2 separate regions of the Homo sapiens genome follow, and region 1 is linked to region 2. The links are chromatin contacts, found by Hi-C or POLR2A ChIA-PET in ENCODE. All regions are on one chromosome and are shown on one strand. Each heading gives the region's core, a stretch centred on a gene start or an enhancer-like site at or near the end of the contact. The rest is flanking DNA. Distances are from core to core; before and after follow the strand shown.

Region 1 (6,913 bases), core at 469-2,968, 260 kb before region 2:
CGGCTAATTTGGTCTTGATCTCTTGACCTCGTGATCCGCCCGCCTCAGCCTCCCAAAGCGCTGGGATTACAGGCGTGAGCCTGATTTTTATTCTGAAAGCCAAGGCTAGGGCTCAAAGAAACTTCCAGAAATATAAAGATGTTTTGTTTTGTTTTTCAGTTAGATAATTAGATACATTACAGCAGAGAAATGGGGAAATTATTTGATACTTTTTAAAAAGCATATCTAAAATGACTAACATTAATGTATAGGTAAAATTTCATAAAAATTAATGATCACTATAATTGTTCCTAATCTCTGTTTTCTATACTAGGAAAAACACAATTTATATATGAATTTTTGCTATATGTAGACAGAATTGTTCCTAATCTCTGCTTTTTATAATAGGAAAAACACGATTTATATATGAATTATTTGCTATATGTAGAGAGAATATAATACCTCTTTTACCAAACATGAAGCCCTAGCCTTGATTTCTGTGGTACATTAAAAAAATATACTTTGCATTGCCAAAAGAGACATAGTATTGGGTTTTGATCCGTATTTTCTGTTGCTCATTCATTACATTGGTGTAAAAGAAGGAAAATCTTAAAAGACATGGAAAGCAGCTCCCTTATAGAGAGCTATCAAAAGAGCGTCCCAAGAGTGTCCTGACCACACTTTTCTTCCCAGATCATGGGCCCCAGCATCTCCGAGCACACACTGTCTTCCACAGGATCTTCTGACAAGTCTGCTTCACCCTAGGAATCCCCATGATCAATATGAGAGAATGAAGAGAAGGATAGGCTGCCATGAGTGTCTCCCAGATGAAGACACTGGTGAGATCAGGAGGATAAGTCTTGGAGGTGATGGAGAAGGGGCTGGCCATGATATAAACCAGGTGAAGTAAGAGGAAGCAGCCCAAGGACTTCAGCGCAGTGATGTGAGCCTTGGCCCGGACATCCCTCCTACCAGCTGAATGGACCTTCATCTTCTTGTGGTGTGTATACAAAGAGACAATCAGCATCCCAGAGGAAACAAGAAACACCACTAAAGGCAAATAACTTCCTGAATTGAGCTGAAATGCATACAGGTACTGCCAGCTTTCAAAGGGATACCGAATGCTGCTGTTTCCTTGGGGAGGATGATAGAATGTTAAGCCAATTTGGACTGTAAGTAACAAATTGATTATAAAGTAGCCCAGAAGGCACCAGAGACTCAGGTTATAGGCCCTCTGCTTCAGCCACAAGTAGGCCGGGCGATCGAAGGTCGTGATCTTCTTGCAATAGAAGACACTGAGGAAGGTGGCAAACCATAAGCTGGCCTGGCTTACCAGGACCCAGAAGATACTAAGATAGCGAAGCCAACGGCTGCTCTGGAAAAGTGGAAACAAGCTTAAGTCCAAAATGATCAGCCACTGCAGGAGAAATCGGCAGCCAGCCAGGCCCAGGATAATGAGGTTATATGAGGACCAGTTGAATTTTCTGATCCATTCTCTAAAACTCCAGACCACCAGGCTTCCATTTCCAATTAAACCGATGAGAAATTCAACCACTGCCACCAGCATCAGCAGTCCTAGGCCAGCGCTCAGCATGGCTGGGGAGAGGAGGCTCTCACTGCTCCTGGCTGAGGTCAGATCCCCTGGTAGTGATAACACACCAGGGTAAATTTTCACACCACAAAATCTGGATTTGGCCTCGTCCTTCCGTAATCTGTCTTCAAGCGAGACTGAACAGCTGTGATGAGGAACAGAGAGGTTGGAAGTTATGATACCATCTGTATTTGCATCTACATGAATGAACCCTGAGTGTAGAACCAGAGATTGCAAACAGTACCACAGACACCGGCTCTCCATCTCAAAGGTTTTGGGCCAAAGTCTAGACACCAGGGTATAACGTAACAAGGCCCCTCAACAAGAAAGACCAAATCAAAACATGCTCAGGTGCTATACAGTGCCAGTTATGAGCTCATATGCTATATAAAAAAAGAAATTTTATTTTCATGAAAAGAACACTGGGCCAGGCATGGTGGCTCACACCTGTAATCCCAACACTTTGAGAGGCCAAGGCGGGTGGATCACCTGAAGCCAGGAGTTCGAGACCACCCTGGCCAACATGGTGAAGCCCCATCTCTACTAAAAATACAAAAATTATCTGGGCGTGGTGGTGGCTGCCTGTAGTCCCAGCTACTCGGGAGGCTGAGGCAGGAGAACCACTTGAACCCAGGAGATGGAAGCTGCAGTGGGCCAAGATCGCGCCACTGCACTCCAGCCTGGGCGACAGAGCAAGACTCCATCTCAAAAAAAAAAAGTAAGCATGCTGAGAACTCTCTACGAAGCTGTAGGCAGGCAGGCCACTGCCCGTCTCTGGGCCTCAGTTGCTCTATTAATAACTGAATGGATTGTAGGATGAGATTTCCATTCCTTCGGACTAAATTTACAAAGTGCTTATTTTGTGTCAAACTACGGTGTACTAGGCACAGGGGACGGCGCCATTATAATACACAGTCCCTGCCTCCAGGTAGCATCCATTGTACATCATCTCCACCAAGCTGCAAGGCCTGGTACTCTAAAACTCTGGCTGTAGGCTATGGAGGGGCAGAGGTGGTCGCGATCTTCTACTGGACTAAAAATCTAGATGAGGCTTGAACTCGTCCAAAAACAGTGTTTCTTCAGTGACTTTCTGATAGAGACATAGTGCCTCTCTCTCCCCACCTGCCCCAATCTAGCCTGGCAGTGGAATTTGCCACCGATCCTGGTAGCCAACTGACACGTTTCCAGAAAGCTAGTCTGGCATCAAAAAAACCAAAGTATCCAGAAATATAAAGGTAGGTTTTTGACTACTTTACTACCGGTGTTGAGAGGCTAAACTACATAGAAAATTGAGATAATAATTTAGCTAATTCCCCTAAGAAAAGTGCTTGCCTAAAAAATATACAGGCTCACCTCTTTTTAAAATATATTATTTTCAAACTATAGCTATTTTCTACTTCCTTTTATCAAAAACATAGCATATTGGCAAAGAAAACTTGATTATCTGCAGTAATTTTTAAAAATGTGATACTTCCCATGCAAAATATGAAAACTCGGTTTTGACTTCTGTAGTTTATTAAAATGATGTGATTTGCATTGCTTAGAGAGCAATAAGCTCCAGTTTCTAGCCTGTTTTTCATGTTACCCTTTCATTTTGTTTCAAAATCAAAGAAGAAATGAGGAGAATTGAGAATAAAAATTTCATTTTTCTAAAATCTACAGTTATTTTTACTGTTGTCAGTGATACAGTTAAGGGCCTGATTAGATCCTTCTTCCAAGTCATGGCCTCTAGGATTTCCATGTACATATCATCTCCTACAGAATTCTCTGACAAGTCTGATTCCTCATAACCATTACAATAGACGGAAATGAAGTATAAACAGCCATGAGTGTTGCAGAGATGGCAAGAATGGTGAGATCAGAGGGAGATTAGAAGGTCATGGAAAAGTGTCTGGCCAAGGCAGAAACCATGTAAAGGGGGAAGTTCAGAGCGATGAGCACCTTGGTTTGAGCCTCCTCCTGACAGCTGTGTGGTCCTCCATCTTCCTGTGATGTCTTTACAAAAAGACAAGTGGAACAGAAACATCACAAATAGCAATCAGTCTCCTTCACTGGACAGCAATCTATAAAAATAACAGATTTAAAATGGGATGCAGGATGTTGCTGTTTCCTGTTAAGGGTTTTTAAAGGGTCCAGCCAACAAGAGCTGAGAAATAAAAAGTGATCTTGAAAGACACTAGCAAAAAACAAAAACCCAGTCTTTTCAGCTACAAGAAGTCAGCGGGACAAAGGTCATGATCTCCATGCAGCAGAAGCCACTGAAGAAAGTGGCAAACTACATGTTGGCCTGGCTTACCAGGACTCGAAGACATTAAGATAGTAAAGCCAACCACTGCTCTGGGAAAGTGGAAACAGACTTATGTCCAACATGATCGGCCTGAGTAGGAGAAAGTGGCTACTTACCAGAATCATGAGAATTTATAGGGACTCCTTACATTTTTTTGACCCATCCTCTAAAACTGCAGACCACAGGGACTCCATTTCCAACCAGGCCAATGAGAAATTCAGCCCCTGCAATGGGCATCAGCAATCCTAGGGCAGCCGCCAACATGGCTGGGGAGGGGAGGGTCTCTCTGCTGAATCAGGAGGTGCCCTGCTTCAGTGCTGATGAACACGTACTGCTGCTGGCTGTGTCAGAATCCCTGGGGACGGTATCAGTATTATGGCAGAGCATTTCACTTCTCACCACTCAGTTTTGTTACTGTCTGAAATCCCTTCTCTGGTAAAGATGTTACAGCTGTGACCAGAAGAAACGTTCTTGAAGGTAACGGTCCCACCGTCACTTACATCTACCTGACACTGGCCTGGGATCTGACATTAGGTACAGAGACACAATTACAGAATGGCCTTCCGAAGGAAAGAACTAAAATCCAGACAGCCTAGAGCACAGTCTCCTGAAATCCTACTTCCACCCGACCTAACTCCACAAAACCTAAGTAAGACAGTCTGAGAATTTAACAGTGGCAAATGCAAGGTACCTCATGTTATAAAAAGGGAAAGCATGGGCCGGGCGCGGTGGCTCACGCCTATAATCCCAGCACTTCGGGAGGCCGAGGCGGGTGGATCACTTGAGGTTAGAAATTCGAGACCAGCCTGGCCAACATGGTGAAACCCCATCTCTACTGAAAATACAAAAATTAGCCGGGCATGGTGGCACACACCTGTAGTCCCAGCTACTCAGGAGGCTGAGGCAGGAGAATCACTTGAACCCGAGAGGTGGAGATTGCAGTGAGCCGAGATCATGCCATTGCACTCTAGTCTGGGCAACAGAGAGAGACTCCGTCTCAAAAAAAAAAAAAAAAAAAAAAAAAGGGAAAGCATGACATTTATCAATTATTTAACCAATATTTATTAATGACTACTATGTGCCAGTCCACTGTTCCAAGCTCTTGGGATACAATGGAAAGAAACAAAGTTGCTGCTCTCATGCAGCTTATGTTCTGGTGGGTGAGGCAAATAATTAATGGTTTCAATATGTTTGAAATTTGAATATATAAACATGAGAGCCATATTTACACCTATGCAAAGGCTTACTGCAATGACAATGAAAACAAAGGGAAGGATAGGGTGAGCAAACAAGCAAAAACAAGGAGAAGACAGGATAAATATCAACTGCTGAATAATAAATTCTAGGAGAGGTGAGGCAGGAGAGAAATCTGTGAACCACGGCTGCTACTTCATCTCCACACAGAACTGTTCAGCCTATCGGCATCCACACCAAGAGCTGCAATGAAGGGGTGTATGTGGAGAGTAACAGCCTCAGTGCCATCCTCTTTACCAGAGTAACACTATGGTTTTTAATTTTGACACAACCAAAATGTGTCTGCCATAATACTACCATAATTCTTTCTACCAAAGTCTCTTGCATTCATGCTCCTATTCCCCACTGTTCTGAGCCCTCAGCTACTTTAGCAGTACCTGAACCAAGAAAAGAAAGCTGATGAAACATCAAGCGGGATGCAAGCATCCAAAGAGACGCTCATAGGGGCAAGTTATGGCTTTACACTCAGCGTCAACAGAGCAGTCTATAATAAGAATATTAAAAAGAATGAAACAAAGAACAAGCATTGGTTTCCAAAACCTGGCACTTTCCCCCAAAAAATCACCCTGTCCTGCTACCAGACTCAGTACAGTTCCATCTTCCATCCCCTATTCTACATCTCTCTTGCAAACCTGTATTCCTGTACTCAAGACTTTTTAAAATGCTTCTCAGAATTGTGCCTATATTGCCACTAGATGGCGTCAAGGCAACGCCTCTGTAGAAGCTGTTGACCTAAGTATACAAATTCCCTTAATGAGCTGAATTAGTTCAGATATTCAGAAACTGAACAGATCAAGCATGTTTTTAATAACCATGTGTAACAGGAACACAATTTATAAATGTACACAAATTCATAGTCTTGCCAGCTTCCTTCCTCACAAAATATGAGGAAGAGGAGTCTTGCTCACCAGTCATTGCGGCCTCTTTGGTGCCGCAATTTAGGCGTTCGGAGGGAGGAGGAAGCACAAACTACACCACTGAGGCTGGCTGCTGTGTGCAGCAAAGATCACAACCCCGAGGAAGAAAATGACCAGCATCGGCAACGTTATTCAGGGCAGGAAAGTGAATAGAGTAAAAGCGGGCTAGTGAGGGGACTGCAGATGAAAGAGGGGGAGTTATTTTTTTATTATTTTATTTATTTATTTATTTTGAGACGGAGTCTCGCTCTGTCGCCCAGGCTGGAGTGCAGTGGCGCGATCTCGGCTCACCTGCAAGCTCCGCCTCCCGGGTTCATGCCATTCTCCTGCCTCAGCCTCCCGAGTAGCTGGGACTACAGGTGCCCGCCACCACGCCCAGCTAAGTTTTTGTATTTTTTAGTAGAGACGGGGTTTCACGGTGTTAGCCAGGATGGTCTTGATCTCCTGACCTCGTGATCCACCCGCCTCGGCCTCCCAAAGTGCTGGGATTACAGGCTGAGCCATCGCGCCCGGCCCAGGGAGTTATTTTTGTGTGCTTTTATGAATACGAAATTTGGAGGGCTGAGAATTTTTAACTATAGCAGGCAAAATGTGGGGAACCCTCCAGGAGGTGCACATAATTTCCCTCCCTCTGAGTTTGTACTGGACATGACTTGCTCCCAAGGAACAAAGTGTGAAAATGGGGGAAAAAATAGTAACTTTACAATGTTCCTGGCAGACACCACCTTCACCGAGTGATCAAGGTTAACATCACCAGTGACCAGTGATGTTAATATCACAGAACTCCTAACGTGATGAGTAGGGCACTTTACCTCAGTCTAACAGAGAAAAATATCAGACAAACCCAAACTGAGGGACATTCTACAAAATGCCTGAATAGTAATC
Region 2 (6,792 bases), core at 3,066-5,565:
CATTTGGTGAAGTACAATTTATTGATTTTTTTTCTTTTATAGTTCATATTTGTAGGGCCCATTTAAGAGTTTTTTGCTTAATGCAATATCATTCCGATTTCTCCGATTTTTTTTTTCTTGCAGAAGTTTTATAATTTTTATTTTTATTTTTTGGTTAGGTCTATTACCTATTTTAAGTTAATATTTGTGAACTGTGTGAGGTAGGGGTTGAGGTTCTTTTTCCCATATGCCTCTCTTCAGTTGTTCCAATGTTATTTCTTTTCTTTTCTTTTCTTTTCTTTCTTTTCTTCCTTTTTTTTTTTTTTTTTCTTTTTGAAATGGAGTTTCTCTCTTGTCGCCCAGGCTAGAGTGCAATGGTGCGATCTCGGCTCACTGCTATCTCTGCCTCCAGTATTCAAGCGATTCTCCTGCCTCAGCCTCCTGAGTAACTGGGATTACAGGCACATGCCACCATGCCCAGCTAATTTTGTATTTTTAGTAGAGATGGGGTTTCACTATGTTGGCCAGGCTGGTCTCAAACTCCCGACCTCAGGTGGTCCACCCGCCTTGTCCTCCCAAAGTGCTGGGATTACAGGCATGAGCCATGGTGCCTGGCCCAACATTATTTCTTAAAATGCCATCCTTTCTTCCACTGACTTACCTTGGCAAATCATTGAACCATGTATGTATGGAGTTTTTCTGGATTCTTTACTCTGTTTTATTGATCTGTATGTCCATCTTTATGCCAATACCATGCTATCGTGATTAATAAGGCTCTTTAGTAAGTCTTGAAATTGGCTAGTTTAAGTCCTCAATTTTGTTCTCTTTTCTCAAAATATTTTGGCTATTCTAAGTCCTTCGAATTTCTATACAGAGTTTAGAATCATCTTGTCAATTTATTTTTTGTCTACAAAAAATAAAACTGTGCTTGTGATCCAGATTATGTTGAATTTATAGACCAATTTAAGATTTAATCATTTTATAAAATTGAGTCTTCCGATTTATAAATATGGTATTTATCTCCATTTATTTGGGTATTATTTCATTTTTCTTAGTAATGTTTCTTAAGTTTAAGTGTACATGTCTTGCACCATATTTTGTTAAATATATTTCAGTGTTTTCCACTGTTTAGTACTGTTATACATGGTATTGTTTAAATTTCCATTTCCAATTGTTGATTACTAGAATATAGATATACATTTTTTTTTTTTTGAGATGGAGTTTCACTAATGGCGCAATCTCGGCTCACTGCAACCTCCACCTCCTGGGTTCAAGCGATTCTCCTGCCTCAGCCTCCCGAGTAGCTGGGATTACCGGCGCCTACCACTATGCCCAGCTAATTTTTTGTAAATTTAGTAGAGACAGGGTTTCACCATGTTGGCCAGGCTGGTCTCGAACTCCTGACTTCAGGTGATCCACCCACTTTGGCCTCCCAGAGTGCTGGGATTATAGGCATGAGCCACTTTGACCGGCCTAGATTACTTTTTTTTTTTTTTTTGAGACAGTTTCACTCTTGTTGCCCAGGCTGCAGTGCAATTGCACGATCTCGGCTCACAGCAACCTCCACCTCCTGGGTTCAAGTGATTCTCCTGCCTTAGCCTCCCGAGTAGCTGGGATTACAGGCATGCACCACCACGCCCGGCTAATTTTGTATTTTTAGTAGAGACAGGATTTCTCCATGTTGGTCAGGCTTGTCTCGAACTCCCGACCTCAGGTGATCTGCCCACCTCAGCCTCCCAAAGTGCTGGGATTATAGGCATGAGCTATGGCTCCCAGCCTAGATATACTTTTTTTTTTTTTTTTACATTCATGTAAAAAATGGATACTGTAACTTTACTAAATACACTTCCTTGGTATAGTACATTTTGTAGTTGTTAGGATTTTCCATGTATGCAATCATGTCATATGCAAATAAGGGCAGTTTTACTTTTTGCTTTTCAATCTCAATATTTTTTATCTCTTTATTTCTTTATATTATCAATTAGTATTTAAGGGGACTATTGCATAGAATTGGTGAGAGTAGATATTCTTGTCTAGTTCCTGATTTGGGGAGAAAAGCATTCTGAATCTCACCGTTAAGAGTTATCTTAGCTATATATTTTTCATAGGTGCTCTTCATCAGGTTAAGGAAGTTTCTTGCATTTCTAGTTTTCTGGGAGTTTTTATCATGAATCGTTGCTGTATTTTTTTGGCATCTATCTGTCTGCTCCTATGCTAGATTTAGGACTGGGATGAGAGTCCCAGTATAAATAGCACTGAATCCACTGGCAGAGGCTATGTGACACAGGAAAATGGAACAGACAAGCTTGGGGTTACAGACTCAGACAGTCATTGACGCTCTTTCTCCCAAACCTCCCTGAAGCTATTTGAAATTTTCCAGTTAAAGGAGGCTTAATTATTCCCATCACAAATACTCCTGAAGCACAAAGGACTCATAATATAATGAATATCAATTTGGTTAGATTGTTTTCCTAACATCAAACTGACAAGCACTGAGGAACTCGGAAGAGGTGTGAGAGGTAACGTTGAAACCCAGTAAGCCCTGGGAGGGGCAGGTTAAGATGAGCCAGCAGAGCGGGAAGCAATCCAAGAAGAGGAGAGAGATGTCAAAGAAAGGAAGAGAGAGGAGGCCATAGATACGTTTTACATTCTCATTGAGAGCCCTGGTGATAACCATTATGCCACTGAAATCCTGTTCTCCTACATTAATTCTTTCTTAAACAAGCAAGGTTACAAACAAGTATTTTAAAACAAAATTATGCTGTGAGCTGTTTTTGGCAAGTGTGCCCAAGGACTATTTTGGAAGACTGAATCCTCATTCAGTTCACAGCTATCTCTCTAGTCCAGATCGCTCCAATCAGGCTCTCCAGCATATTATCTTCCAGACCAGCACTAATCACTGTGTGCTTTATAGAGCACTATTTCAGAGGAGAGTTAATAGATATACGTACACACTCAAAAAAAAAAACCCCGAGAAAGAACAATAATTCCATGAGTGTTGCTAAACATGTATGTTTATATTAGAATTCAATAGGACTGTGGATATACAAATGAGCATAGTGAATTTTCAAAAGGATATTATAGTACACAGCATTGTATGTGGTATTTAAGTTGGAAATAAAACTCAGACTTCTGGACTTCGAGTCTAGTGGATTCAAGAGGTCTGGTAGAAATACTACTTGACTTCAAGACAGAAAGTCCACTTTCAATTTCCAGCTCTTCTGTTTAGTGTCTATCTAGGGGTGGTTATTTACAATTTCTGTCTTTCTTTCTTCATCTATATAAAGATAATTATTTGACTTACCTCATAGTGTTAATCATAAAGATTAAATTAGTATATGTAAAATCACCTAGTCAATATCTGATGCTGAATAAATGTAAGTTCTCCATTTAATTCCAAACCACATTCTCTTAAAGAAAAGGCAGATTTTAAAATTTCATTGTGAATTGTATAACTAATATAATCACCATGAATTATCAACAAATTAACTGCAATCTAATTAATATTTACAGTATTACATATAGAAACTGACCTAATTTAAGGTCAGTTAACAAGTAAAAGGAATATGAGTTAACATTATACATAAGATATTTAATGTATATATAACACATGAATTGCCATTCACATTATGAACATTCTAGGGAATTCTAGTTCCTGCATGAGACAGACAGAATGACCCAAGCCTTTAGGGGAACACTGTAGTTTGTGAGTTTAGAATAGAAATGAAGCTTATTGATCCATTGGTAGGAGAATATCAGTGCAATTGTAGCAAAACAAAGCAAATATTGAAAGAAAAGGGGTACTTTGAAGCAGCATAGCAAAAGAAAAGGCACACTCCACACAATTCAAGTTCTTGCCTCATATATTGGACATTTGACCTTGGACATTTCGTAGGGTTTTACTTGCTTTAAATATGAAATGGAAATAACACTTCCCCTGCCTGGCGGCAGGGGCTGGATCAGATTCTCTTTTTCCCTTCTTGGTGCTGCATTTCCTTTGCACGGCTTTAACTTTTGATCTTGGCCTCATTGTCCAAAACTACTCAATGTCCAAAACTGCAAAACGGTATGGGCAACTACAAAATCCTACTACTAACTGTGTATGTAATTGCTGAGATTAAGTTTTGTGACTTAGAATTCTCTGATGTGAATCCTAAAGCTCTCAATTTGCTCATTATGCCCACATAGTCTCTTATCTTAGACCTTAAGAGGAAAGTTTTAATCCTTGCAGCTTTAAACCAAGGCATTTGAATCTTAGTCGGTTGCTTTGGTAGTGCAGCCAGCCTGAAGAGCACACCACTAGGTGGCGCTGAAGATCCGGCTGTAGAAGGAGAATTGTCCATAAACAGAAAAGCGTTTTTCCCTCTGGGTTCCTCTATTAGCCAGCGCCAGCCTAGTGTTTGCTTTATTGTCAGGGATCTTGGAGATGTCTTGGCTTGAGTCTGACGCAAATAGTCCCCCTGCAGTGCTCAGCAGTTTGTAAAGGGGGTCTGGGGCCTGGCAATAGTCTCTCAAAGGCCTTATGAAAAGATCATTAATGACCCTCACTTTCTGCCTCCTCCCTCCACCTTCCCTCAGTCCCCAAGTCTGGCGGCCTATCCTGTGCTTCTTCAACCATTCATTCAAGCATCTACTGCATGCTTTTTTTTTTTTTTTTTTTTTTTTTTTTTTTTTTTTTTTTTTTTTTTTTGAGACGGAGTTTCGCTGTCGTCACCCAGGCTGGAGTGCAATGGTGCGATCTCGGCTCACTGCAACCTTCGCCTCCCAGGTTCACTGCTTCAGCCTCCTGGATAGCTGGGATTACAGGCACGCGCCATCACGCCCAGCTAATTTTGGATTTTTAGTAGAGACAGGGTTTCACCATGTTGGCCAGGCTGGTCTCGAACTCTTGACCTCAGGTGATCTGCCTGCCTCGGCCTCCCAAAGTGCTAGGATTACAGGCGTGAGCCACCACACCCAGCCTATTGCATGCTCTTATGGATCAGGCATACAGCTAGTAGTGCTGTGGTTTGAGAGACACATAACTTTAGCATTTCTTTCTCGATCTGCCATTAGTACCGAACCCAGGTACGGTGCATTAGGGTGACTGCTCAGGCTCTGCACTTAGGGGATCAGGCTGCTGGCAGCTAAGCTGTATTTCAAGGATGGGATAGAGTGGATATATTGTGTTTCTTATATTTACAACCAGCCCAGAATCCCTCCCTCCTCCAAAACACAACATCTGCATGAGGGCCTATAGCCTCCGTCCATCCTCCCATATCCATCTTCCATTCTTCACCTTTTTTTTTCTCTTTCGCATAGCTCTTGATACTATTTTAATTGAACTCTAAGGCAATGTAGTCTTTGGTCATTTTTTTTTAAGTAAAAAGTCTGTTGGGAATACACTTATAAATTGGAATATTACTCAGCAATGAAAAGAAATGAGCTATCAACCTATCAATTAAAAGACATGGAGGTGACTGGGTGCTGTGGCTCATGCCTGTAATCCCAGCACTTTGGGAGGCTGAGACACGCAGATCACTTGAGGTCAGGAGTTCAAGACCAGCCTGGCCAACATGGTGAAATCCCCATTTCTACTAAAAATACAAAAATTAGCCAGGTGTGGTGGTGTGCACCTGTAATCCCAGCTACTTGGGAGGCTGAGGCAGAAGAAATGCTTGAACCCAGGAAGCGGAGGTTGCAGCCTGGGTGACAGAGTGAGACTCCATCTCAAAAAAAAAAAAAAAAAGAAAAAAAGACAAGACAAGACATGGAGGAAACTTAAATGCATATTGCCAAGTAAAGGAAGCCAATCTGAAAAGGCTACATACTGTATGATTCCAACTATATGATGTTCTGGGAAAGACAAGGCTATGGAGACAGTAAAATGATCAGAGGTTGCCAGAGGTTCAGGGGGAGAGAGGAGGAGATAAATAGGCAGAACACAGGGGATTTGTGGGGCAGTGAAACTATTCTGTGTAATACCATAGTGGTGGATACGTGTCATACATTTGCCAAAACCCACAGAATGTACAACACAAAGAATAAACCCTAATGTAGACTATGGTTGTTAATTAATAATGATATAGCAATATTGGCTCTTCAATTGTAACAAATTGTTGCAAGGAGTTAATAATAGGGGAAACGGGATGAAGTAGAGAATATATGGGGACTCTACTTTCTGCTTAATTTTTCTGTAAACTAGAAAAGTCGATTAATTTTTACAAATGCCTGAGAGGGGCTGGGCGCAGTGGCTCACACCTGTAATCCCAGCACTTTGGGAGGCCGAGGCGGGTGGATCACCTGAGGTCAGGAGTTCGAGGCCAGCCTGACCAACATGGTGAAACCCATCTCTACTAAAAATACAAAAAATTACCTGGGTGTGGTGGTAGGCACCTGTAATTCCAGCTACTTGGGAGGCTGAGGCAGGAGAATTGTTTGAACCTGGAGGCGGAGGGTTCAGTGAGCCGAGATGGTGCCACTGCACTCCAGCCTGGGTGACAGTGTGAGACTCCGTCTCAAAAAAAAAAAAAAAAAAAAAATGAAAAGCCTGAGAAGAAAAGCCTCATATTTACATGGTGCTTTACAGTTTTCAGATTACTCCATTTGATTCTCACAAGAACATCGTAAATGGAAAAGACTAGAATTGCCCTGAGTTCACAGATTGGTCATCGAGGTCAAAGAAATCAAGTGACTTCTGGAGGCCACACAGCTAATAAACAGCAAGGCAATGACTTGAACCCAGGTCTTCTGGTTCCAGGTCCAGAGCTCTTTTCTCTATATTCTAAACACTTGCAAGCAGGGGAAATGTTATCAGTCCCCTACACTCTCCAG

Evidence for each region. Hi-C counts contacts between places; a loop is a spot of excess contacts on that map. ChIA-PET counts read pairs that join two places held with the same protein, here RNA polymerase II (POLR2A). Pooled maps may share reads with other maps.
Region 1: a loop to region 2 is called in a pooled map, with 6 times the contacts of the local background. The contact joins the promoter of TAS2R5 here to the enhancer-like site in region 2. A Hi-C loop is called at or near these places in 1 of 37 single-sample maps with no recorded cell type and 8 of 50 pooled maps. POLR2A ChIA-PET finds 5 or more read pairs at or near these places in 2 of 52 experiments (both activated T-cell).

What each region holds. Positions count from the first base shown.
Region 1 is chr7:141,785,022-141,791,934 of GRCh38, reverse strand. TAS2R5 (taste 2 receptor member 5) reads right to left here and starts at 1,718. Exons shown (of 1, transcript NM_018980.3): 1 at 568-1,718. The coding sequence starts at 1,573. The coding sequence ends at 674. It also overlaps the pseudogene TAS2R6P.
Region 2 is chr7:141,530,999-141,537,790 of GRCh38, reverse strand. The region is part of intron 1 of AGK-DT (AGK divergent transcript); the gene reads left to right. Among named protein-coding and RNA genes, the nearest start is that of AGK-DT, 17 kb to the left of the region's middle. Within about 2 kb of position 4,315, at least 2 of the 41 ENCODE cell types and tissues checked have a DNase peak (open chromatin) inside an H3K27ac peak, as active enhancers do.